Linked DNA regions of Mus musculus: all the other regions are linked to region 2. The links are chromatin loops, found by intact Hi-C in ENCODE. Cell type or tissue: heart. All regions are shown on one strand.

Region 1 (8,000 bases), 470 kb before region 2:
CCTTAATGGCTTTGTTCTGGGGACAGCATACAATGAGGAACTGCCTGCAGCAGACTGGGATGGAGACATCTCAGTAACCCGCAGCAGCTCTTTGTAAAAAAAAAAAAAAAACAGTTGTTGTGGGAAGCCACATGTGCCGTTGCAGGGTGGCGCTGGCTACTGCTGGCCACCACGCATACATAGGCAGTAAAGTTTTTTTACCAAGATGAGGTTTTGAGAATTAACCAATCAGATGAGAGACAAGTTAACCAATCAGATGAAAGACAAGTTAACCAATCAGATGAGAGAGAAGTTAACCAATCAGATGTAGGCATGCAAATGAGGTGGCAAGCATAACCCAAGCACAACCAATCCGGGTGTGAGACACGCCTCTCCTAGGCCTATATAAGCAGCACCAGTTCTGGGCTTGGGGTCTCTTCGCCTCTGCAATCAAGCTCTCCCAATAAACGTGTGCAGAAGGATCCTGTTGCAGCGTCGTTCTTGCTGGCCAGTCGGGCGCATGCAAGAAGTTGTTCCCATTTCTCCTAACCTTAGCCCTGGACAACAGCTGTATAGATTTCATTTGTGCGTGACTACTTTTTGGTTGGCCTTGGTGTGCATATTATTCTATTAATTCTGACTTTCTTATTACTTTCTCCTTCTGCTCTGGTGAATTCTGTGAAACTAGATGTTCCCTGATGTAACGATTTTCAAACAATTAAGAATTGAGACATGGGGCACAGCACAGCACAGTCCTAATGGCCCAGGTGCATGCTGCGTGTTCTCATCTTGGAAACAGTGTAATAACTGTACAGTGGTCGTTCCAGATTAATGCTTGACTTGCAAAGAAAGTTTGAAGAAATTATTAGAAAATGAAATAGAGCCAACATTGGAACCCCAAGAAAGGAAAAACTATTGAAGTTATGAAATAAGTTTTACTGGTGGCGCACACCTTTAATCCCAGCACTTGGGAGGCAGAGGCAGGCAGATTTCTGAGTTCGAGGCCAGCCTGGTCTACAGAGTGAGTTCCAGGACAGCCAGGGCTACACAGAGAAACCCTGTCTCAAAAAATCAAAAAAAGAAAAAAGAAATAAGTTTTACACAAATTTGAGAATGGTTCCTGGATAACCAAGTATAGAATATGTAAAATCTTATAGTAGTAAAACTAAGTCAAAACACTGGGACTCTTAGGAGAATCACTGTGTGCAATATGCAGAAGCAGAAAGCTACTGGAGTTAAGGGTTATCTTGATTCCTTCTGGCCACTGCCTAGCAGCTTTGCCCATGTCATTTATCATTAGAGCTTCACAGGAAAATGCAAGTAGCTGGCCTTGGGGCTCTGGGCTCTGAAATACAATAAGTTAAAAGTTAAAGTTTAAATAATGGTAAGTTTGCAGTTATTATTTCTTTGGCTTTAAGCCTGGGAATAGGGAAGCTTGAACTTTTGGGGAACAATTGTAATTCTTAGTTCTTTGTGGAACATGGTTATTCTTTTGAATTTGATTTGGCAATGATTGTACAATGTCTTTTTTTTTAACCTGCTTTTGGAGTAGCAATAAAAGACTGGGGCAAGTAAAAGGCAAGAGAGAGAATGAGAGAGCCAATGCAGAGAGCGTAAGAAGAGAGAATGTGGAGAGAGTGAAGAGGGAATGAGAGGCGTGTATGGAGAGTGTGTGTGAGAGATGTGTGAATTGAAGAGTGTGTGTGAGAGTAAAAGGGGAATGCACAGAGATGTGTGTGAACCTGGGAGTTCAAGAAAAGTCGAGTGCACAGGAGAATGCAGAGCATGCGCAGCCTCAAGCTGCAAGCAAATGAGCGAGCGAGAGAGAAAGAGAGCAGAGGATGAGAGAGAAGAGAGAGAAACTTTAAGCCTTGAAAACTTGCCTCTTAGCTTGTACCCAAAATGCAGTCTGTGTATATTTATTATGTGCCTTCCAGATAGCCCTGCTTCCAGTTGAGAACTCTGATCCTGTGTCCAGATTGGACCCTGACAGCTTTTGCATTATTGAAAGGTAGAAGGTGCGGCCTCGTTAGAAGAAGTCGGTTCCTGGGGACTCCTCTTAGGGCTTTCCCTTGCTCCTTCCTAGGTGCCATTTTCTCTGCCTCCTGGGTGCCCTTCCCGAGAGAACTCCTCTCCTCTGCCATACTCTCTCTGCCATGATGACTGGACCCTCTAAAACCATAAGACAAAACAAATCTTCCCTCCTTGAAGTTGCTTTTCTTGTCTATTGGGTCGCAGCAATACAAAATATTACACCTGTGTCTTAGTTAGGGTTTCCATTGCTGTGAAGAGACACCCTGACCAAGGCAACTCTCCTAAGGACAACGTTTAATTGGGGCTGGCTTACAGGTTCAGAGGTCCAGTTCGCTATTATCAAGGCCGGAAGCGCAGCAGCATCCAGGCAGAGAAGGTACTGGAGAAGGAGCTGAGAGTTCTACATCTTGATCCAACTGCAAACAGAAGACTTACAGCCACTTGGACTCTAATGTCAATTTGGGTCCCCCAAAATTAGTTTACACGAGTGGGTCTATATGTAGCTTCTGGGAACCTGCCCCCAGTTAATTCTGTCTGGTAAACAAAGATGCCAGCAGCCAATAGCTGGGGAGGAGAGGTAGGATGTAGGGTTTCTAGGCTTGGGACCAGAAGGAAGTAGGAGAGAAGGAGAGACACATGCCATGTCTTAGGACTAACAGAAATCTTGTCAAAAAAAAAAAAAAAAGGATTAGGTGATTCAAACTGACTTTACCAGATTGTCCGTAGTAAAATGAATGAATTTGAGCCTTGCTCTTGGGACTTTCAAATCTCCTGGAAGTTTATCTATGTATCAGGAGTTGTCTGAGGGGCAAGTTTGAGTATTTCAGAATGCTCCAAACATCCCATGGTGGGAAAGAAGAGAACTCCCCCACCCTACCCCCAAGCTGGGGTTTCTCTGCCTGTCTTAGGTAAAGGCTTTTACTCAAATAGGACAGTCACGTCCTATTTGACACTAATAACTTGGTGGGTGCTGCTTTTGTGAGCCTGGTCCCCTGTGGGAGATGCATGGGTGGTGTGTTGTAAGCATACTGTTACACGGAAAACCAAACATTCTCTCATCAACCAAAGGCCAAATCCAAAGCCTGCAGCTTCTATTTGATCAAGCTTCAGTAGAAGACTGAGCACCCACACTGGGCATTTTTTCTCCCCTGTGGAGGAGGGTGGCTCCACTAACCCTGAGGCTCGTGAATGGACAAGAAGAGCCTTAACCACAATTGACACTTGATTCTCCAAGAGTTCGTAAGCTTTGGCATAGTCTACCCTGTGTGGTGTGAGAGCTTGGCAGGTGGGGGCCTGCATTGCCATTGGCCGGAGGCGTGAAGTGGGCAAGGGACCTCCGCTGAATTTAGGGTCCCCGTTTCTTGATTCTAGTGAGTGCTGTTGGGCAGATACCTCACCTCCAGCTGTGGGGTGATTGCAGAATGAGGATGGGGCATATATGTGGGGTGTGGGGGTGGAGCTGGCCTCCTTTCTTCCGCTCCAGAGTTATTTCTGTCTGAAGAATTAGGACCTGTGACTGTAATCAGGGCACCCCCATCTCCAGGCTATGCTGAAGACTGGGTCAAATGTAATTTTTTTTCTCTCACATTAACCTCCAGTCTCACAGAGCTACCTCCAGAACCTTCTCCTTCCTGTTCCTCTCCCTGGAATGTCCTCTATGTCCCATGCCTTTTGGGGGATACAGCCATTGACTCAGTCCTCCACGCAAGCCCTTTCAGTCAGTGGCACTGGCCAGCTGGCCACTGTATCCACGGTGGCTACCTTGGCCAGCAGAGGAAGCAAGAGCTGAGAACTCCAGGAAGAGAATAACCAACAGCGAGAACATAACCAACAGCAAAAATATGTCAATAGTCTGTTAGCCAGTAACTTGCTGGTTCCCCACCCCCACCCCGCCCCCTCATAGCCAGGCTCTCCAGCGACCCCTAGCGGGTGCGTTACTAACTAAGATGAACCAGAGACCAAACAGCAGCCTCATATGTGGCCACTAGGGGCGTAAATATGGCAAGGAGCCCCAGAACTGCTCACTTCACAGAGTAGGGACGTGTGTGTGTGTGTGTGTGTGTGTGTGTGTGTGTGTGCGCGCGCGCGCGCGCGCGCGCTTTACCTGCTGCCCAAACGTAGCTAAGCACTAGGAAATGACATTATGTATCCTGGTACAACATAACAAGTGTTGCGAGGTTACTTAACTTCTTCTAAGGACACTAAGGAGTGACATCAACTGAGACTTAGCTTTGAAATCGGCCAACCCTGTCTCCATCTAAACCAATCTAACCTCAGGGTGTCATCTGCAAAATGAGAATAGTCTCTGTCTCTCTGTCTCTCTCTCTCTCTCTCTCTCTCTCTCTCTCTCTCTCTCTCTTCAGGTGTGCTAGTATATGCCATTAATCTTGGGAGCAAGGCAGGAAAGTCATGAGTTCTAGGCTGACCTGGGCTACCCAGTGAAATATTGTTTCAAAAAAAACAACTGTTTTTAAAAAATCATGGCACACACCTGTTATCCCAGCCCTGAGGAAGTGGAAGCAGGAGAATAAGGAATTCAAGGTTAGTCTTGTCTATATAGCAAATGTGAGACCCTCTTCAGCCACACAAGGCCCTGTCTTAAAAAGGGGGGGGGGGAGGGCTGGAGAGATGGCTCAGCAGTTAAGAGCACTGACTGCTCTTCTAGAGGTCCTGAGTTCAATTCCCAGCAACCACATGGTGGCTCACAACCATCTCTAATAGGATCCAATGCCCTCTTCTGGTCTGTCTGAAGACAGCGACAGTGTACCCACATACATGAAATAAATAAATAAATCTTTAAAAAAAAACCAAAGAAACAAAAAACCTGTGCGCTGGAGAGATGGCTCAGTGGTTAAGAGCATTGACTGCTCTTCCAGAGGTCCTGAGTTCAATTCCCAGCAACCACATAGTGACTCACAACCATCTGTAATGGGATCTGGCGCCCTCTTTTGGTGTGTCTGAAGACAGGGACAATGTACTCACATACATTAAATAAATAAATAGATAAATCATTAAATAAATAAACTGATTTGAATCTGACTAAATGGATCATTGGTGTATCACTGGTGTGCCACAAAGAACAGGCCCTCAGAGGCACCAGAGAAAGGTACTGCAAAATAATTTGTGTCTCACATTTTAAAGTAAGTGTAGCACGAGGGATATGAGCGGTATCTTCCACATTGTCACCTGTCATTGGGTATTTATTTTATATTTAATTACACTTGTTAGGGCTCCTGAGTCCTCTTGGTGTGTTATTTAGGTAAAGGTCTTACACGAAATGTCCCACAGAGGCCACCAAGAGTGGGACTCCACTGTCCATTGGGGGTACATTTCCTGTATGGCCTGGAAGAGTCAAGTCAGAACTGGGTGTACAGGGCCCCAAAGATAGTGGGTCCTGGAAGGTGTTCTGTGGAGCATCCTGTGTGATGGGAAGCAATGCCCACATAGAATTTCGGAGCTACCCGCCTCCAAAACCAACCTGTTCCCTCAGGACCTTGCTAGGGAGACTGAATCCTCAGTGCCTTCACCTCCCCCTCAGCTTCAGGCCAGGCCCAGGCCTCCCCTCAGTCCCTAGAGTCTATCCTAGAGTGTCTAAGAGAATATAGGGAGATAGGAACAATGGGGTTGGAGACACTTCTGGAATTTGGCGAGGGCAGGGGTGCCGGCCCTTGAGACTGTGTGATTGCTATCTGATGTTCAAAGGACCCATGGAATGTTCTTAAGGCTGATGGCTCTGCCCTCAACGACTAAAGTCTGCGTTCTCATTCCACTTAATTTGGAAACACAAAATAAGTTCCCACACTTCCCACAGACAGCAAATTATGCAAGAATACTCTCACCTACTGTGAGAGGAGACTGCACCATCTTACTAGGCTTTCAGTCTGGTTTGCCTTATCAAAACCTATGTTGCCACATGATGTCACCTTTCTTTACTTTTCTCTCTTTTGAAGCACAGCTTCACTGTGTTGTCCCGGCTGGAACTCACGATTTAGATCGGACAGGTCTCAGATGCCCAGACACCTGTTTCTACCTCCGGAGTGCTGAGCATAAAAGAATGAGCCACCACACCTGGTAAAAGGTGATAACATTTTAAGATGTAATTAAAGGGCTATGAGTATATCTCCATTGGTAGAGCTCTAAGATGGTGGTGCGCATAAAGTCCCAGATTTGATTCCAGAACAGGGTGGCATACAGCTGTGATTCTAAGCACCTTGGAGGTGGAAGCAAGAGGCTACAAAATGTAAGGTCATTCTTGGCTACGTAATGAATCCAAGGCCAGCCTGGGTTGTATGAGACACTGTCTCGTAAAAGAAAATTATGGTATGGATATGCACCTTTAATGAATGGTTGTCATAGTACCAGAGACCTAGCTATACCTCAGAACAAGCTGTTAAAAAAGCAACCCTTTGTCTTTGACCCTTTGGGAGAGGGAAGTGGGAGGAGGTTGAGAGAGTCTTACAGTATAGCTCTGGATGTCTTAGTACTCACTATGTAGACCAGGCTGGACTCAACCTCACAGAAACTTATCTGCCACTACCTGAGTGGTTAAAAAGTGTCGTAACAGGCAGCCGTGAGCATGGTGGGTGCTGGGAATTAAGCTTAGGGTTCTCTGTACTAGAAATATGTTTTCTTAACTACTGAACCATCTTTCTAGCCCCAATTTTTTCTTCTTTAACACCTTTCTGTCTTTCCAACTTTTGCTATTAGTAGAGTCAACACAAGGCCCACACCAGAAGTTGAACAGATACCAGGTTCAGTTTTTTTTTCTTCCCAGCTGTCATAACCATCAGCTAAAAAGAAAAAGTTTTGTTTATAAACTACTCACCCTTGGGGAATTTATAACAGTAATGAAAAACTGTTTAGAATTGTAGTGACTTATTCACCACCTAAGATAAACATTCAAGAGGACACTTCTAATAGAACATTCTTCTAATAGTCAGCTGCTATGTAATGGAAATCTTCAATATGAATACAAACATTGAGTGACTTCATTGTGTCACCTTTACATAACCATGCACATCACATACAAATGACATCATTTGTGTATGTAAATTCAGTTTTGATTGTGGCTGCATAATTGAAAGTGTATGTTGTGGAACACTGTTCTCTGGGTATGACATGACCTTTGACCCCTCGAAATCAGAGCAGCCATTACTACCACATGAGACCCTTAGAAAAATGAGACTAATAACCTTTGCTTGTGGAAAAAAAGAGGTGAGATTCAGAGCCTGCATGAGGCTTCCATTAACTGGGGAGAGAGAGGCTTTCTTGGGTGGTGTGGCCACAAGTAATTGGCGCATACAATTGAACTCATTGGTTCACCAAGTTCAGTTGAGTGGCATCTTTTCTCTGGCCTGTTGTGCCGTATGTAGACACTTGTTTATCTCTCTCCAGAAAAAGTACTGCAACAATATCTTACTATATATCATAAATTACTATTTTTGCTATTACTACTACTATCCTAAATAAGACATTAGATTTTTTTTAAAGATTTATTTATTTATTATATGTAAGTACACTGTAGCTGTCTTCAGACACTCCAGAAGAGGGCGTCAGATCTTGTTACGGATGGTTGTGAGCCACCATGTGGTTGCTGGGATTTGAACTCCAGACCTTCGGAAGAGCAGTCGGGTGTTCTTACCCACTGAGCCATCTCACCAGCCCAGATTTTTTTTTTTTTTTTTTTTGAGGGCTGGAGTGATGGCTCAGTGGTTAAGAGCACTGACTGCTCTTCCAGTGGTTCTGAGTTCAAATCCCAGCAACCACATGGTGGCTCACAACCATCTGTAATGGGATCTGATGCCCTCTTCTGGTGTGTGTCTGAAGACAGCTCCAGTATACTCATATAAATAAAAAATAAAATTGAAAAATCATTTTTTTGAAATTATATGTATAGGTAAATTACATATTTTGAAAATTTCATTTGAGGCTCCTACTGGAAGGTAATGAATTTACTAATATAAAGAAGTGTTAGAGGGGTCATTTTT
Region 2 (8,000 bases):
CCGTTATTTGTCCATCCCACACAAAGCAGATCCTACTCAAATCCAAGGTCCAGACTCCAGTCCTCTGCCCTTGTCCTTGCTGAGTGACAGTGGAAATCCTATCCTCTTTGAGCCTGGTAGTCATAGAAGCTCCAGGTCACTGGAGTTTCCCTGAGTACGACAGTCTACTTACAAGGCTGCTGAGTCTTTCTTGAACATTGGTTCTGAGATAACCGTTTGTGTCCTTGCACACTAAGAGATATGCATTTTTTTTAGCCCTACCCTGGCCCCAGCAGAGAGACTCAGGCTCCGGAGAGGCTGTGTTCCCTTGAGAGTCCTACAGTGGCCATCCCATACGGGCAAGCCAGGACTCTCCCAGTTTTATCTCCATGAGACAGGAGTAGAGAGGGATTTGGGAGTCTCACTTACCTTGTCCGTGAGCAGAAGGCTCTCTCCACTGCAGTCTGTCCAGGGCCGAGCTTTGTGGAGAGCACAGTTGATTGCCTCAGGAGGGGAGAGGGGAGCCACACCCAGGCTGGGAGGGAGGCAGGTTTTCCAACTGGCCCTGGCCCACTTCCCCTCGGGATGGTTTCCTGTTATTGTTCCTTTGTGAGCTGCCTGCAGATAGGCAAGCCCTACGGTGGGCGGCCTCAGCTTGGTCAGCCTGGGCCCGTGGAAGCCTTGGACCTGCCTGGGGTATTCAACTCATACCTCAATTCTAGGTCTCATCGGAGGAGCTGTGAGCCTAGGGGTAGCTGTGGGGGCTCTAAGCTTCTGCCAGAGCATTCAGCCATCCCTGGGAGGCAGGTGTCATATCCCCCACTTTACAGTTCAGAAAGCAGAGGCTTAGTGGGTCTAAGGTACTTGTTTCCTCGCTGGACAGAGTAACCCAGACAGAAACCCAGCTACCTCAGCTTCTCCACAGAGCCGGCTTTCCGTGGCGACTCTGTAGTATGGTGGAACGAAAGGGGGCTGTGGAGTTCTCAGAGTCGGGCAGCTGAGAAACGTGACAGACAATCACTTTCAGCAGCAGATTTTGCCTGTCAGATTCTTCCAGGTAGGGCAGTGTGAGTTTCAGTTCCAAGGTACCAGCCTGGCCCATCTCACTTTACAAATACTGGGTGATGGGCTTCACGTGACCATGGACCAACCAGGGATCCATGCCTCAGTCTCCTCATCTGTATAATGGAGATAGCCATAGGTCTGAGTCAGCAAAAAAGTAAGAAGAGCTAAGAAGACAGCAAAGCAGTAGGTAGACCAGGGTCCCTCAGGACCAAGAGGCTGGGGAGATGAGGTCAAGATTCTCTTCATTCAGCCAGGCGTGGTGGCGCACGCCTTTAATCCCAGCACTCGGGAGGCAGAGGCAGGTGGATTTCTGAGTTCGAGGCCAGCCTGGTCTACAGAGTGTGTTCCAGGATAGCCAGGGCTATACAGAGAAACCCTGTCTCGAAAAACCAAAAAAAAAGAAAAAAAAAAAAAAAGAAAAAGATTCTCTTCATTCATTATGTGATGGGTTAGTAAAAATTTCAGGGTTCTGGCTCAGAGTAAATGACAGACCCCCAGAGTGTACCTTTTGGCAAATTGCCTGGGTTTCTTCATGCATAAAAGTTTGGGAAGTCCCCAACTTGTCCTGCTTTTCAGTGAGGCAAAGAGGGACCATAAGAGAGCAGATCTTTCCGGGCATGGAGAAAATACTGTGGGGGTAGGGTGGGGTGTGGTGGGGGGAAGAAAGGGTTTTCTGTTTGGGGTAGGTAATGTTGGAGATGCCCATTAGACACCCAAGTAGAGACATGGGCTTGGTGAACGAAAGCAAAGTTGGTGTAGCCAATCACTCCCTCCAGGTCCTCTGAGAACTGAACTGGAACGGAGGCCCAGGGAAAGGAGTGTACATTAGGATGGAGTATTAGCGTCCTGAGACCATGTGAAGACAGATGAGGACATCAGAGTAAGGAGAGAGGCCAGGGAACTGTCGCTGGGGCTGTTCTCAGCTCTGAGCGGAATCCATAGCATTCAACTACTGCGTGCGTGCATTCGTGCGTGCGTGCGTGCGTGCGTGCGTGCGTGGGCGAGTGCGTGTGTCTGTGAACAAACAGAAGCTCCACATTTTCCTCTCTGCCACAATCTGTTCTGTTCCCTGCCCTCAAGGTGGGCTGGCCCAGCATAGACAGCTTCCCCGAGAGCTGCCTGCCTTGGTGGTCTGTGTACTCAGTGGACACGTCTGCCAGGGTAGCACTTCCCGCTGGGTCTCATACTCAGCGCTGGCAGGCTGCCAGGGACAGGGCCTGTCCGGCCATCAATGCAAACTCCTTTTGTACTCTAGCCCTGGTGGATATTTCTGCCCCGAACACAGTCATTGTTGTCATCTGTAAACAGTAAACGATGGACAGGCAAGCCTTGGATGTGCCCCGGACTCCAGGGATGGCAGTGGAGGTCTTCATAGCAGAAGTTCAGTCCCAAAAGGCCAGGCTAGTGCTCTTCAGACCCCCTGTGGATCCAATACCTGATTTCACCCCTTCCTCACCCTTCCTCCTCGCACTCCAAGCCCACTGGAGTCAGAGAAGGTACTGGGAGGAGGGCGCATGCGCAGGGAGTAGCACTGAGCGTGCTGGAGGCTGCCAGGAAGACAGGAAACACGATGGTCTGCCAGAGCAGATTAGATGCAAGCTGGAGAAGGAAGTGGTATAAGGGGCCAGGGGACGCTCACCTAGGCTAGCGAACTCTGGGACTAGATCCTGTCTGTGTGTCCTAGACTCGCCGATTGGCTTCTCTGAGCAGCTCTCCCCGTCTCTGAAATGACCTTCAGGCCACACTTTTCAGGGCTAGGAGGTCAGAGGGACACTGGCAATCATTAACACAAGTAAGGCAGACTGAATATGTGTGCTTCATATGCGAGTGGTCTCTGGGGCAGGATGATGCTTCAGTACCTAAGAGCATCAGTTGCTCTTCCAGAGGACCTTGTTTCTGCTACTAGTACCTTTCTGGCCACAAATAGGTGTCTGTAGCTCTGGTTCCAGAGGATCTAATGCCATCTTCTGGCTCCCTCCTGCACTGCATGCCCATGGTTGCACAGATGTATAGAGAGGCAAAATACCAATATGCATACAATAAAAATAAATATATTTTTTTAATGAGCATGGTCCTCAAGCCTCAGGATCATTAGGGTGGAGAGAGGAGTTGGAAATGCAGATCCCTTGCCCTCACCTGAGGTATGTGGAGACAGAATGGCTGGAGATGAACCCCCAATATCTACAGTCTGGCAGCCCCTTAGGCCTTGTGGCTGAGCGCTCACATTGAGGAGCTCACGCGCGGGGCTCCCAGCATTCCTCCCAGCCCCTCCCAGCCCACTGCTGCCTTGCCTGGGAGCCAAGTGATCAGCTGTATCTCGTTTGGCCAGCATTACTGCTAGCTTGTCTTCCTGCCTTGGTCCCTCCCCTCCCCTCCCCTCCCCTCCCCTCCTCTCTTTCTTTTTCTCCCTTCCTTCCTCTTTCTCCTCCTTCCCCTCCCTCTCCCCTCCCCCTCCTCCTTCTTCCCCCCCCCCCCACCCTTTTCCCCCAGATAGCCCACAGGCTGGGCACTAACTCATGATCTTACTGCCTCAGTCTCTCAGATACTGACTTCACAGGGTTTACACCAGTCATGCCTGGCTCTTGATGCCCTTTTGTTTTGTCTTGTTTTTGCCAGTGTGGGCTGACTACTTGGTACTCCTGCCTGAGCTTAGTGTCGCTGAAGAACAGGGAGCAGATCTCCTTCGGAGAAGTTGTCTGGTGGCAGCAAACCTCCCCATAGTCTCTCTGCAGTCAGGTTTGGCTGCTCCAAATTTTCCCTTTTCTTCATATGATGCTTCTGATAACAGAAGCTATTCTGAGGCTCCTAGTACGACTCCTACTGTGTGCCTCTGTGTCCTAGGCTTTATAACTTCTCTCAGATAGGATGGCCTTGAGAGCAGGGGTTGGATCTAATCTATTACAGCACCAAGTATTGCTTCATGTACTTGTGCCTAGCTCCAACTAAGCTCCTTCCTGGATATGTCTGCCTGGCCTTGCTGAACACAGTAGTTCAGCTCAGGATGGCCACACATGCTTCCTGCCTCTGAGCATTTGCCCAAGCTGTCCTTTTCTTCCGAGATGATTTTCCTTCTTCACTGTGCCAGCCAAGGGTTGGGAGCAACCCTTTAATGCTCAGCCCAAAAGCAGTACCTTTCACCTAGTCTATCTGATTCCCATTCCCATTGGAAAGTCCTCCCCCACCCCCCAACTCTAGTCCTCATCTGTCCAGTGGCAAAGCCTGCCCCCAGAGCTCTGTGATGGTTCCTCTTCACTGGCAACTTGACTAGATTTGGAGTCACCTAGAAGACAAACCTCTGGATGTGACTGTGAGAGGATTTCCAGAGAGCTCTCACTAAGGAGAAAGGCCCATCTTGTATACGGGCAGCACCAGCTTATGGGCTGGCATCCCAGACTGAATAAAAAACAAAAACAAAAACAAAACAAAACAAGCCCAGACCAGGAAGGAGAGAGCCTTTATTGGAGTTTCTGGAGTTCTCAGAGAGCTGTCACTCATTGAATTGCCTGTGAGATCTGGAGTCAGTCACTCCAAAAGTAGATGGAGGTAGCCTGGGCCACCAGGGGAAGATCCTGCAGTTAAGGAAGCCCTGGGCCTGCTGCTCTCATCCACTGAGCTCCTCTGCCCTGGAGAAGCCCACTTGTTAGCTTATTACAGTTCATGGACACCAGGTCCACAATGTAGGCTAACAGAAACTATGTCTGCTTTCTGTGTTTGGATTTCAGTCCTCTCTGAGAAGTGCCACCGGAGCTCAGTACAGTGGCACTGTTTGTCAATATCTTCATTTCCCTAGCTCTGTGCCAGGCTCATCATCTAGATGAACTTGAGCCACTTGGAAGGGACCCACACTGGTGGCTGCTTTCATACTAGGTATTGTCAGAGAGGTGGCCTGATGTCCCCCAAGCAGCTTTGAAACCATGGGCTCAAACTAAGAGGTTCTGTTTTAGGAAGATTGTCCTGTGTAGGTTTTGATCCCCCATGGGGTGGTTTTGTGTGTGTGTGTGTGTGTGTGTGTGTGTGTGAGAGAGAGAGAGAGAGAGAGAGAGAGAGAGAGAGAACACGAGAGAGCGAGAGAGCGAAGGCACACTCTCGAGAGCGAGCAGGGTGGGGGGATGGGGCATGATCTTGACCACCGAAGAGGCCAGAGGCTAAGGCAGTTAACGCTGCAGCCTCAGGAGCCTGAGGAGGAAGAGGGGTGTTGGGCAGTCTGTCCCAGGCCAGGAAGGAGCAGAGCAAGAACTGCATTCCTGGTGGTGAGAACAATGGCCATTAGAGCGGAGGGGGACTAGCTCCTCTGAGAGCACTTTCCCAGCTGTCTTGCTTTCTCTCAGACATCCTTTCAATGTTGTTGAGGAAGTGGTGCCAGAGGACCAAGGACCCTGAAGCTGGAAAGTCCAGGCTGAAAAGGCTCAGCGCAGAGCCTGACAAGGACTGGCTGGGATCGGCTTTCTCAACCTTCCTAAAGCCACGATCCCTTAGTACCATATTTCATGTTGTGGTGACCCCCAACCATAGAAGTATTTCGTTGCTACTTCATAGCTGTCATTTTGCTACTGCTATGAATCATAATGTAAAGATCTATGTTTTCTGATGCTCGTAGGTTACCCCTGTTAATTGGTTGTTCAGCCCCCAAAGGGATCAAGACCCAGAAGTTGAGGATCACTCATCTGGCTGCCCCAGACCAACCCTGTAGCTTTTACTGTCTTATTTTCCCTTTCTGTACAATGGGGAGGGTGATTGTGTGCCTTCCTCATGGGTTGTTGGGAGAAGTTATTGAGAATATTTATGCAAAGTATACAGTAGTTACTCAGTAAGTTGGGAATGAGACAGAAGAGGTGTTAATGGAGACAGTGGTGAGTGTATATGGAACTAAGATTGTGCACATGGCATTTGTCTGATAATGTGAATGTGTGAGGCCAGCCACAGAGCATACAAGGTATTTCTGTGGCCATATGCAGTACTTGGAGTGTAATGGTACACTGAATGGTATAGCTGGGACCAGGGAGCCCCAAATCTTGGGCATTATTCTCCTCAATTCCTCTGGAATTCCCTTCCCAGGCTAGCACACAGACAAAGCCTCCTGTATGCCGTCTCCTTAAGGGCCCAGAAAGGGGAAAGCATTGATTGGGGGTGGTCCAGCAGCTGGGCAGGACAGAATGAGACCAAGGACCTGCCTTCCTGTCTGGAGGGCAGGCGTGAGTCTGGCAGAGCTTGGTGCCCGGAAGCTGAACCTTCCGGTCTCCAGGGCCTACATTCCCTTTCCTCTCTGTCAAAGCATCCTGGAGAACAATGGGTAGGAGCCTTCCCCATCTGTGGGGCAGGAAGGTGGATCTGGCCTGGCCAGCTTGATGGGGCAAACAGACTCGGTCCTACGCCAGTTTCTCATCCAAGCAAGTCTTCCAGCTCGGTTTGCAACTTTTCCCAGACGCTCCACTGCTCCACTCGGCGCAGTGCACAAAGCCTCCTGTGGCCTGAGGCCTGTCCTTTGAGCACAGTGAGGCCAGAGGAGAGGCAGTGTGAGCTGAGCTGTTCTTCCTGCAAGTGCAGCTGCTAGGGAGAGCCAAATGGAACCAAATCCTCAGGATGGTTTGGGTCTTGAGGATCGCCAGTGGCCCCCCCCCCCCCTCCATGTCACTGAGACGGATGGGAAAGCAGACATAGTTTCTGTTAGCTTACATTGTGGACCTGGTGTCCATGAACTGTAATAAGCTAACAAGTGGGCTTCTCCAGGGCAGAAGAGCTCAGTGGATGAGAACAGCAGGCCCAGGGCTTCCTTAACTGCAGGATCTTCCCCTGGTGGCCCAGGCTACCTCCATCTACTTTTGGAGTGACTGACTCCAGATCTCACCGGCAACTCGGTGAGTGACAGCTCTCTGAGAACTCCAGAAACTCCTATGAAGGCTCTCCCCTCCTTGGTCTGGTTTTCCTGAAACTGTCACCAAGCCCAGAGGAGGAGCCACAGGTGACATCAAAGAGGGGCAGGACTTGAGGTAGCACTAACAGAGGCAAGGTGAAAGGACAGGCATTCTATGGGAACCTGACTTCCTTGAGGATAGTCAGGTCAACTGAGAAGGAAGCAGGGTTCTTTGGTCTGGGCAGATGCCTGCCTCATGGGATGGTATTCTGCACCCCTCCTCCCCTCCCTATCTGAGATCCTGGCTTCCTCTGGGTGGGATTCCCCAACCTGGGTCAGAGACATCATCTCTCAGACTGCTGTTTTCCCAACCATCACACTGCTGTCAGGTCACAGGGTATTTATTTGCAAAGGCCACCTTCGCTGCCTGCTGCCTGGAATTCCACTCCTAGCCTCTCCAGCCATGAGTGTGTGTGTGTGTGTGTGTGTGTGTGTGTGTGTTGTGGGTACATGTTGGAAGTTGACATTGGGTGTCATATTTCTTTCCGCTTTTTGTTTCTTTCTGACACAGGGTCTCGCACTAAGCCTGGAGCTCACTGATTGGGCTTGATTACATACTGAGCAGTGTGAGCCTCAAGGATCCATCTATGTCCACCTCCAAGTTGGGATTATGTGGGTGCTGGGATCTGAACTCACGTCCTTAGGCTTGCATAGCAAGCACCTTATTGATGCAGCCATCTCCCTGTCCCAGACTCCTTAACATTCAGCCTAATATGTTACCTTGTTAAAAACATAACAGCTTTGGGCTGAAGAGATGGCTCAGTGCTTAAGGGTAATGACTGTTCTTGCAGAGGTCCTGAGTTCAATTCCCAGCAAACCACATGGTGGCTCACAACCATCTGCAATAGGATCTGATTGATGCCGTCTTCTGGTGTCTCTGAAGAGAGTGACAGACAGTATACTCCTATACATAAAATAAACAAATAAATAAATCTTAAAAAATATATATATAACAGCTTTATTGAACTGGAAGTCATATATGAAGCTCATCCTTTTATTATAGTATAGGATTCAGTGTGTGTGTGTGTGTGTGTGTGTGTGTGTG
Region 3 (8,000 bases), 240 kb before region 2:
GCCACTTCATTAAAGATCAGGTAGAAGTCAATTGCGAACACAATTGTGGCAAAAAAGCCAAAAACCTGTGGGATACACGCATGGCATATGGCAGGGGACACAGACAGGATGGCTAGAAACATTGCAAGGACCTCTTTCTGGGTTCAGAGACCAGGAGCCTGGGCAAAAGCAAGCAGCACTGAGAAATATACTGACCAGGACAAATGGGCAGACACAGCCCTTGAGTTACAGCAAATAAGGGAAATGGGCTGTGGGCCTGGTAGACACTAGCCTCCCAACTGAGGGCAGAGCAAATCTCTAATTAGCAGACTGGAATGGCAGAGACCCACACAGGGACCCAGGGCCTAGGCAGGGGCAGGATGTGCCGAGGTTCCACTGTGGAAGTGGGTGCCAAGGGTGATGGTCTAGAGCATTGGGAGGGGTGCTATTGGGTATCATCAGAGAGGGGTAGGGCAGCCACTCACTCCAGCTGCTTTGTAAGCCCCATCTGAGTATTTGGCGACAGCAGTGATGGAGATGACGAAGTAGATGAGGGCAGCGGTGACACAGCGCAGGAAGTCCTGAGGAGAGAGGGGGATGTCCACACTGTTTTGACCTCCCACAGTGGGGTAGAGCTTGGGGACCCAACACACCCATCCCCAGCACCCAGGAAGTCCCTGTCCTGGCTGTACTTGCATGTCCTAGTCCTGAATCTATTTTCTGTGTCCTGAAGGTCTCCAGCAACTTACACTGCCCCATCCCTGGTCCAGCTGTATTTTCTCTGCAAATAGCAAATGTGTATAGGCTCGGCTACAGCTTGCTCCGCAGAAATGGGAAGTGGAGAATATCTGGCTCTCCAGGACTCTTGGCTTTGCCACAGTGAGATCCGTTTATGGTCACAGTCTCTGCTTACTCCCTCAGGGGAGGCTGCAGTGCTGGTAGCTATCACCAGGTGGTTACATGGACACTGGAGAGTAAAGTCTAGACAGCAGGGGCCAAGCCCAAGTCTTTGCTGCCTTTTTTCAGTGATGCATTAAAGAAACTCTCTCAAGACTGCAAGGTCTTCGGGTGGTCACACAAAGCCAGGTGCCTGATTACTAGACTCTAGGAAGTCCCAAGTCCTTGGTTACCCTACCCTGCTGGAAATGGCCTGTGGCTGAGGCACATCCCTCCTCCAAGGTCAGAGCAACAGCTCCACCTGGTGGCCAGGAGCCATCCGTGTGCCTAGCTTCACAGACCAGCTCAGGAGGCTCCTACCACCCATCAGGTCCGTCCATGGTCGCAGTGCTGCTGGGCGGGCAGGGGTAGAGATGTGTGAGCGTCCTGAGTTATCCGAAGCTTTCAGACTGCTCACCATGGCTGGAGACAGCCAGGGCTGAAATGTGGAACCCCAGATTCTTCAGGGGACAGCCAACCCTTTCCTCTTGGGTCCCCCGATCCTTACCATCATGGGCCAGCACAAACCCTGCCATTTGTCATTCAGCTGCATGGCATCAGCAAAGAGGAAGTAAACGGCCAACAGAAACTCCAGCAGAGGCACTGTGAGGAAGGCAGATGCGGAGGACACCACGTAGCAGATGAAGGTGATGAATGAAAGACCCTGCGGAAGAGCAAGGGGACTCAAACCCTTATTCTACCCCCAGGCCAGGACATAACCCTGAGTCCTAGCCCTTGCTGAATCCTTGCTAGGACCTCATCTTGAAGCCCCAGCCTCCCTAGCAGGCCACCTTGTGGGGCTGCTGACCTCTCTTGGCTCTAGGACAGAACAGAGCCAACTTAGCTGTGTCCACAAGGGGCAAGCCAGAATCAAAATCTACTGCTTTCAAAAAGTCACACCCAACACCTAACTAGGAAAAAAAAAAACTTTGTTAATGATGATGTGCAGGCCGAATCAGTTAAAATTGAAATGGTACTGATGTCTGCAGTTGAGTTTGAATGGTTGAAAGCACAAGGCAGGTGGACAGAAACGGGTGATAGAGCCGTGTTAGCCACTGTACCGTTGGGGGGGGGGGATGCAGGGGTGTTGACAGATATCTTTTGCCACTCCTGCATCTGCGAATCTTCATTAAAACAACAGCAACAGCTATGCATGAGGCTAGGGGTACAGCTCAGCTGGTAGAGTACTTGCCTAGTGCACACAAAGCTCTGGGTTCGATCCCAAGCACCGTCTAAACCAGGCATGGTGGTACAAGCTTGTAATTTTAGCAGATCAGAGGTTCAAAGCCATCCTCAGCTTTATATCTAAGGTTTTAGGCAGCCTGAGATACGTGAGACCCGATCTCGACAAAATCCTAACTGTCTCGGAGAGAGCACTAGTTCATTTGAAAGGTGGGGCTAGCCATACCATATTGACCGGAAACCAGGGCCACAAAACTGAAGGTATGCAGGTCGGACGCTAAGGCTCCTGGTTAGTACTGCAGACTTTGTGCATGGCGGGGAAACAAGATGAAGAAGATAGGTCAGTGGCTTTTTCAAGCCCAGTCCTTGCTAAGATTTCTGGACTTCTCCACTTCTGAACATTTGCGTGCTCCTCACAGCCTCTCTTTTGAAGAAGCAGGCTTAGTGTCACCCAGCCTAGTAAGAGGGCGTCAGAATCTGTACTTAGGTCATAAGAGGCCTCCATCTCCCTTCATCTATCACTACGGACGGCTTTGAGCCTATCACTAGCTTAGTAGTTTAAGAGGCTGTAAGGGAAACCCAGGTGTCCTGCAGGAAATACCATGGCTGCTTCAGACAAATGAACTGATCACAGGAACTCCACTCCCATCTCTTTTACTGAACAAGTCATGGGGGAAGAGGAGCTTCCTTTGGGCAAACAGGAAACTAAGGCTTAGAGAAAGGCGTTTTGAGGTTGCTATCAGCTCCTACTGTATTTCCTTGCCAAAGGCTGCTCGTATGGCTCTCCTCTTTTCTGTACCCATTCCCCTCAAAAAAGTCTGGTTCTGGGCTGGCGAGATGGCTCAGCAGGCAAGAGCACTGACTGCTCTTCCCCAGGTCCTGAGTTCAAATCCCAGCAACCACATGGTGGCTCACAACCATCTATAATGAGATCTGACGCCTCTTCTGGCCTGGCTGAAGACAGCTACAGTGTACTTACATATAATAAATAAATTTGAAAAAAAAAAAAAAAGAAAAAGTCTGGTTCTGGTGGCACTCCCCTGCCCCAACCTCCTCCCTCCCCCACTCCTGTTTTCTCACTCCCCAGTTCTTGGTGGCTGCTTCTTCCTCCAGCTTTCTATCCAGGTCAGACTCCCTACTTGCATGAGACCAAGGGGGAGGAATGACTGGGGGAGGCTCCCCTATACCCTATGAGCTTACTACCCTTCATATTTTCTTAGGCCTGTCTTTCTGGCACCCAGCTAGGGCAAGGACATCTTGTGACTTCTGGTTGGCACTCACTCCTTTTCCATGAAGGGGTACTGGGCAGGTAGGACTGAAGCCAGTGGCCAGTAGATTCAAAGACCCGCCCCACGCCTCCCAGAGGCTTCCAGAGATCTGAAACGGCCAGAAAATGGGCTCTAGGTCCGCTTGGCACCTCATTTAGGAACAAAGTATTAGGTTCTACCGGAGACCTCAGGGTTGATGCTCCTTAGTAGGTCCTGGGGTACAACGGAGAGGTCCTGGGGCAGAACCCCCCTTTTGCCCTCAAGGATATCCTCAAGGTCACTGGATGAGTCACCTGCCAAGTTTCCTAGCAGTTAAAGACACTGTCTCTCCTATCCCCAACTCGAAGTGGGAGCAGGTCGGATATTAAGTTGCTAGGTATCTGAGCAACAAGTGGCTGTCACTATGGTCTGTTTCCTCCTTCCACCGTCCCTCCTCCCACCCCTCTCCCCATCTCCATAGGCTCCATGCCAGTTCCCGCCCCACACGTGATGATGAGTGTTGGGAGGACAAAGGAGACCTTCCTATCCGGGTGGGGACAAGCAGGGAGGAGGAAGGAGTACAGCGCGGGAGGGGGGAAGGAGGGCATGAAGTCACCCCGCAGGCTCGCCACCCTGAAACAGTGGTCCGCCTGTGTCTTCACTACGTGGCCCCTGCCTCACCCACTCCCCGGGGGCACATCCCACTCCGTAGGATCTTCACCACACAGGCGGCTAGGTCTCAGCCTAGGAGGTGGGAGGGTGTGCAGGGCGGGCGAGGCCAGAAGAAGCTTAGCGAGCGCAGCAGTCCCGGGGACTCAGAGAGGGCGGAGGCGCTCGAGGTCACACAGCAGCCGAGCTGCGGCTCCAGCGGGGACCAGGACCCCAAACCCTTGACTTCTGGTCCCTTTCGAGGGCCTCGCAGACTGGAGAATCCGGGAAGAACACGGCTCGGGCCTGATTCTGACTCGAGCTCCGCTACAGAGAAGTCGTAGCAAGCTTGGGGGCGGTGGTCCAAATTCTCCTGGGCTGGAGGTGCAAGGCCCCAGGCTGGGGCGCGGGTACCGGGCTTCACGCACCCGGGGAGCACACGCACTCACCGACTCGGCCAGCAGGAGGCGGCCTTTGAGAGAGCAGAGGAAGGCGCGCGCGGGCAACAGGGCTCGGAGTCCCGGCACTGTCCTGCCACTTCGGGGGCCATGCGCGGACTCTGGATCGGGCTCTGGCTCTGCGTCCGGGGGCCACATAGCGGCGCTATCTGGTCGAGCCTGGGCCTCACTGCCTCACCCACCGCCCTGGAGGGAAGCGGAAACCCGCTGTGCGGAAGAAGAAAAAGTGGAGTTAGACTAGGCCGGGGACTCATCCTCCGCTGTCCCGCCCACCTCCCCCATCCCCACCCACAACTGCCCCTCGAACCCTGCCCCGCCCATCCTCCCTCCGACCATTCTCTACGCAGCCCCCGTGTTCCGTGGACGCTGCCTTACCCATCCGTCCTGTGGATCCTCCCATCTCCTCCTCCCCCACTCCCCCTCTGCCTACGTCCTGCCCATATCCTGCTCCATCCTTCCAACCACTCCTCATTGCCCCTCAGATGTAGTCCAGTCTGTCTCTCTCTGTCTTCTCTATTTCCACTTACTTCCTCTGCCTCTTCACTAGCCTTAGGATCCTTCCCTGCACCTTGTCCTTTCATTCTCAGTTCCCCCTCGATCCTGTCCCGCCCACCAACCCCGGCGCACCCCACAGTCCCTCCGACCCTGCTCTTCTCACTTCCCCACCCATGAATCTTTGCACTACACTGCCCCTCCGACTATCCTTGGCCCTCTATCCTCCGGTCACTTCTCATTCTTCACCCCCTCTACTGCCCCCCCCCACCTCCTTTACCTGCCCCACCTATCTTCTGCCCCATTCTCGCACCCCTTCCCATGCAGCCTTCTAGCACCTACCTCCCCACCTCCCGCACTCACTATTTCTGCTACGTCCCGGGGTGACACAGATTCTGTACCCAGATCCTCCCAGTCCCCTCGCACTCCAGCTCTCTGTTTGCTCTGTGTGGCTGGCCTGGAGTCTTCTTTTGTCGTTTGACTCCTTACCCCCCCCCCCCCCCCCCCCGTCCTGACTGACACAGACCCACTTATCTGCCCTGAGCGCCCCCTAAAGCGACCACCTGTCCTTGCTCAGCGGTTCTGCTCTTTAAGCTCGAAGTAACTTACTGCCTAGACAACTCCAGGACAGGGACACTGCCCCCATACCCCACCCCCATCTCCGCTAAGTCCTCTCCAGGCTTGGCTCTAACCAGGCGAGATCAGTTCTTTCAGAGTGCTTTCCCCTTCTTGGCTCCTCTCAGAGTTTTCCTACTACTTCCCAGGCCACCCTCCCGCTAGTTCTTGGCTTGCCCATCTTCCTCTATTTTACAGGCCACGCTCCTGTCAGGCCTCAGCCAGCCCATCCTCCTTCCTGGCCTCTTTCGTTAGCTGCCCAAGGCTTGGGTTCGTTCTGTGCTGGACTAACCAGAGATCTGGAATTATCCTTGTTCTCCCCCACGGCTAGCCCATCATGGATGCTCTCTTAATACCACTAAGTCTGCACTCCTGCCCCATTAACTATCGTGAGGCTCTTTAAGAGACTAATGCTTTCTTCCTTGTCACCCGGATGCGCTAAGATCACTAGTCATGATCCCTCCCACTGCACCCTCAGGAAAATTGATGCTTCCTCTTGCCACGGGGACTTTGTACATCTGTCCTTTCTAACAGTGTGTGTGTGTGTGTGTGTGTGTGTGTGTGTGTGTGTGTGTGTGTGTGCATTTTCTTGTGTCTGGGTGCTGATAGAGACCAGAGGTGACTGTAGCTGTTTTTGGCTACTTAGTGGGTTCTTCTTTCTTCCACCCTTCTCCATACCTTTCCTTCCACACTTTCAACCCTCTAACACTAGATAAGAGAGAAAAATGGATAGAGAGGAAAGGAGAAAGGAAAGGAAAGAGATCCCAGAATAAAGTCAGGGGTTGGAAAGGGGCAACATTATTATTAGTCCTTCTTGCTGATTGGGGCAAGTTTGAGCTTTGCTGTCAAGATAACTAATTTTTTCTTTGCTCATATCTATTTAACCAACTGCAGCCAACACCAACCAATCAACAGCCCACCCTGCTTCTTGGGATCCTAGCATTTATACACCCTCTGAAAAGTTCCCAGAATTCCAAACGCCACACAAGTGCCTAAACTATCTGCAGCTAGCAAAATCATACTCCGCCAGAGCACGAGACAAATCTCAGTCAGCTGCTGAGGATAATCTGAAGCATCCCCCATATCCCACCACTTGGGATTAAAATAAAAACAAATCCTTAGAACTATTTCTGCGTTTTCTAAGGAAACCAAAATTCCAGAATTCTCACTATGGGTGACTGTCCATATTATTTCTTGAGAATATATATCATTGAACTTGGAACACATGGGATTTCCACTAAACTTACTTGGTCAATGAGCCCCAGATGTTCTGTCTCTGCCTTCCCAGAACTAGCATTGCCACTATATGGGATCCAACTCAGATGCAACTGTGGTCCTCAGGCAACAAGCATGTGATTACAAGAGCTGTCTTTCCAGCTTCTGCTTCTGTCATCTTCGCCTGATGAAGGCTTTCTCTACTGATAGCAAGGCAGTGTGTTTTCTTCAGGGAGACATTCCTTTGTACATACAGAAGTGGTACAAGAAACCCAGGATGTGAAGAAACCTCAGCAATTTAGGGTAGGGGTCAGGCTACACCAGGTTAGCCCCGAATAAGATGAGGTCTGGCATGGCCAGAGAGATGTCTCAGCTGTTAAGACCACTAGTTGCTCTTTCAAAGGTTCCCAGCACCCAGAGGGCGGCTCACCACCATCTGTAACATTTCCCAGGTTGCTGGTTGGGGTGGGGGTGAGAGGGGAAGTGATGGCAACCCTTCTGGCGTCTTTGGGTACTGCATGACATGATACACTCATAACCTTGTAGATAGAAAACATATTAAAATAAAAAATAAAAGCAGGGCTACAAAGATGGCTCAGTAGTTTAAAACTAGGTCCCCAAGCACCCCAACATTAAATAAATAAAAATTTAAAAGGGTCCTGGGACTTACTGGTTGGTTTAGAGAACAGCCAACTGGCATTAAAGTGAAAGAACATTGATTGGTCGTGTCTGGGGCAGGGTTAGGAGGATGAGACTCCTGTATGCAGCCTTCACTCATGGTACCCAAGGAAAACATGTGAGAGTTCTAGGGCCTCACTTCTAATCTGTGTTGTTAAAAGTGGCTGTAGGGCTGGAGAGATGGCTCAGAGGTTAAGAGCACTGGTTGCTCTTCCAGAGGTCCTGAGTTCAATCCCCAGCAATCATATCACATAGTGATTAAAGAGGGTAATGCGATCCAATTAAAATAAATCTTTTTTTAAAAATGTGGCTGTAAATTGAAACTCAATAATAAGGAAATGGACCAGAGATTCGAACACATAATTTATCAAAGGGGAATGTCAAATAAATTAGCACATTGAAAAAGGGATGGGATGGGGGCTGGAGGTGGGGATTGGTTCAGCTGTTAGAAGCGATTGATGTGCAGTATTGAGATACTAGAATTCCAAATTTAGTACCTATGTGAAGACCAGGCCTTTCTCCTCATATAGTTAACTCCAGCTCCAAGAAG

Evidence for each region. Peaks named below come from ENCODE experiments on the same cell type or tissue, not always from the same donor. Only the 100,000 strongest peaks of a DNase experiment are listed, where the experiment ranks them.
Region 1: it touches region 2 in a loop (2.4-fold over the local background); 2 of 42 quality-filtered maps call a loop at or near these places.
Region 3: it touches region 2 in a loop (2.0-fold over the local background); 8 of 42 quality-filtered maps call a loop at or near these places.

Annotation. Positions count from the first base shown.
Region 1 is chr8:104,561,058-104,569,057 of GRCm38, reverse strand. No RefSeq gene overlaps it. Among named protein-coding and RNA genes, the nearest start is that of Car7, 24 kb to the right of the region's middle. In heart, CTCF peaks have their summits at 3,745 (motif pointing right) and 3,958; DNase peaks (open chromatin) are centred at 3,367 and 3,987; H3K4me3 peaks cover 286 bases.
Region 2 is chr8:104,094,141-104,102,140 of GRCm38, reverse strand. It overlaps Cdh5 (cadherin 5), which reads right to left and starts at 516. Exons shown (of 12, transcript NM_009868.4): 1 at 409-516. The region is part of intron 1 of Gm29682 (predicted gene, 29682); the gene reads left to right. In heart, a CTCF peak has its summit at 3,018 (motif pointing left); DNase peaks (open chromatin) are centred at 550, 2,570, 5,280, 6,350 and 2 weaker places; H3K4me3 peaks cover 758 bases; H3K27ac peaks cover 4,997 bases.
Region 3 is chr8:104,337,337-104,345,336 of GRCm38, reverse strand. It overlaps Cmtm3 (CKLF-like MARVEL transmembrane domain containing 3), which reads right to left and starts at 4,743. Exons shown (of 5, transcript NM_024217.3): 1 at 4,442-4,743; 2 at 1,424-1,579; 3 at 465-560; 4 at 1-65. The coding sequence starts at 4,588. In heart, CTCF peaks have their summits at 1,183 (motif pointing left), 1,845, 4,456 (motif pointing right) and 7,289; DNase peaks (open chromatin) are centred at 1,196, 3,926, 4,706, 5,786 and 2 weaker places; H3K4me3 peaks cover 2,932 bases; H3K27ac peaks cover 2,870 bases.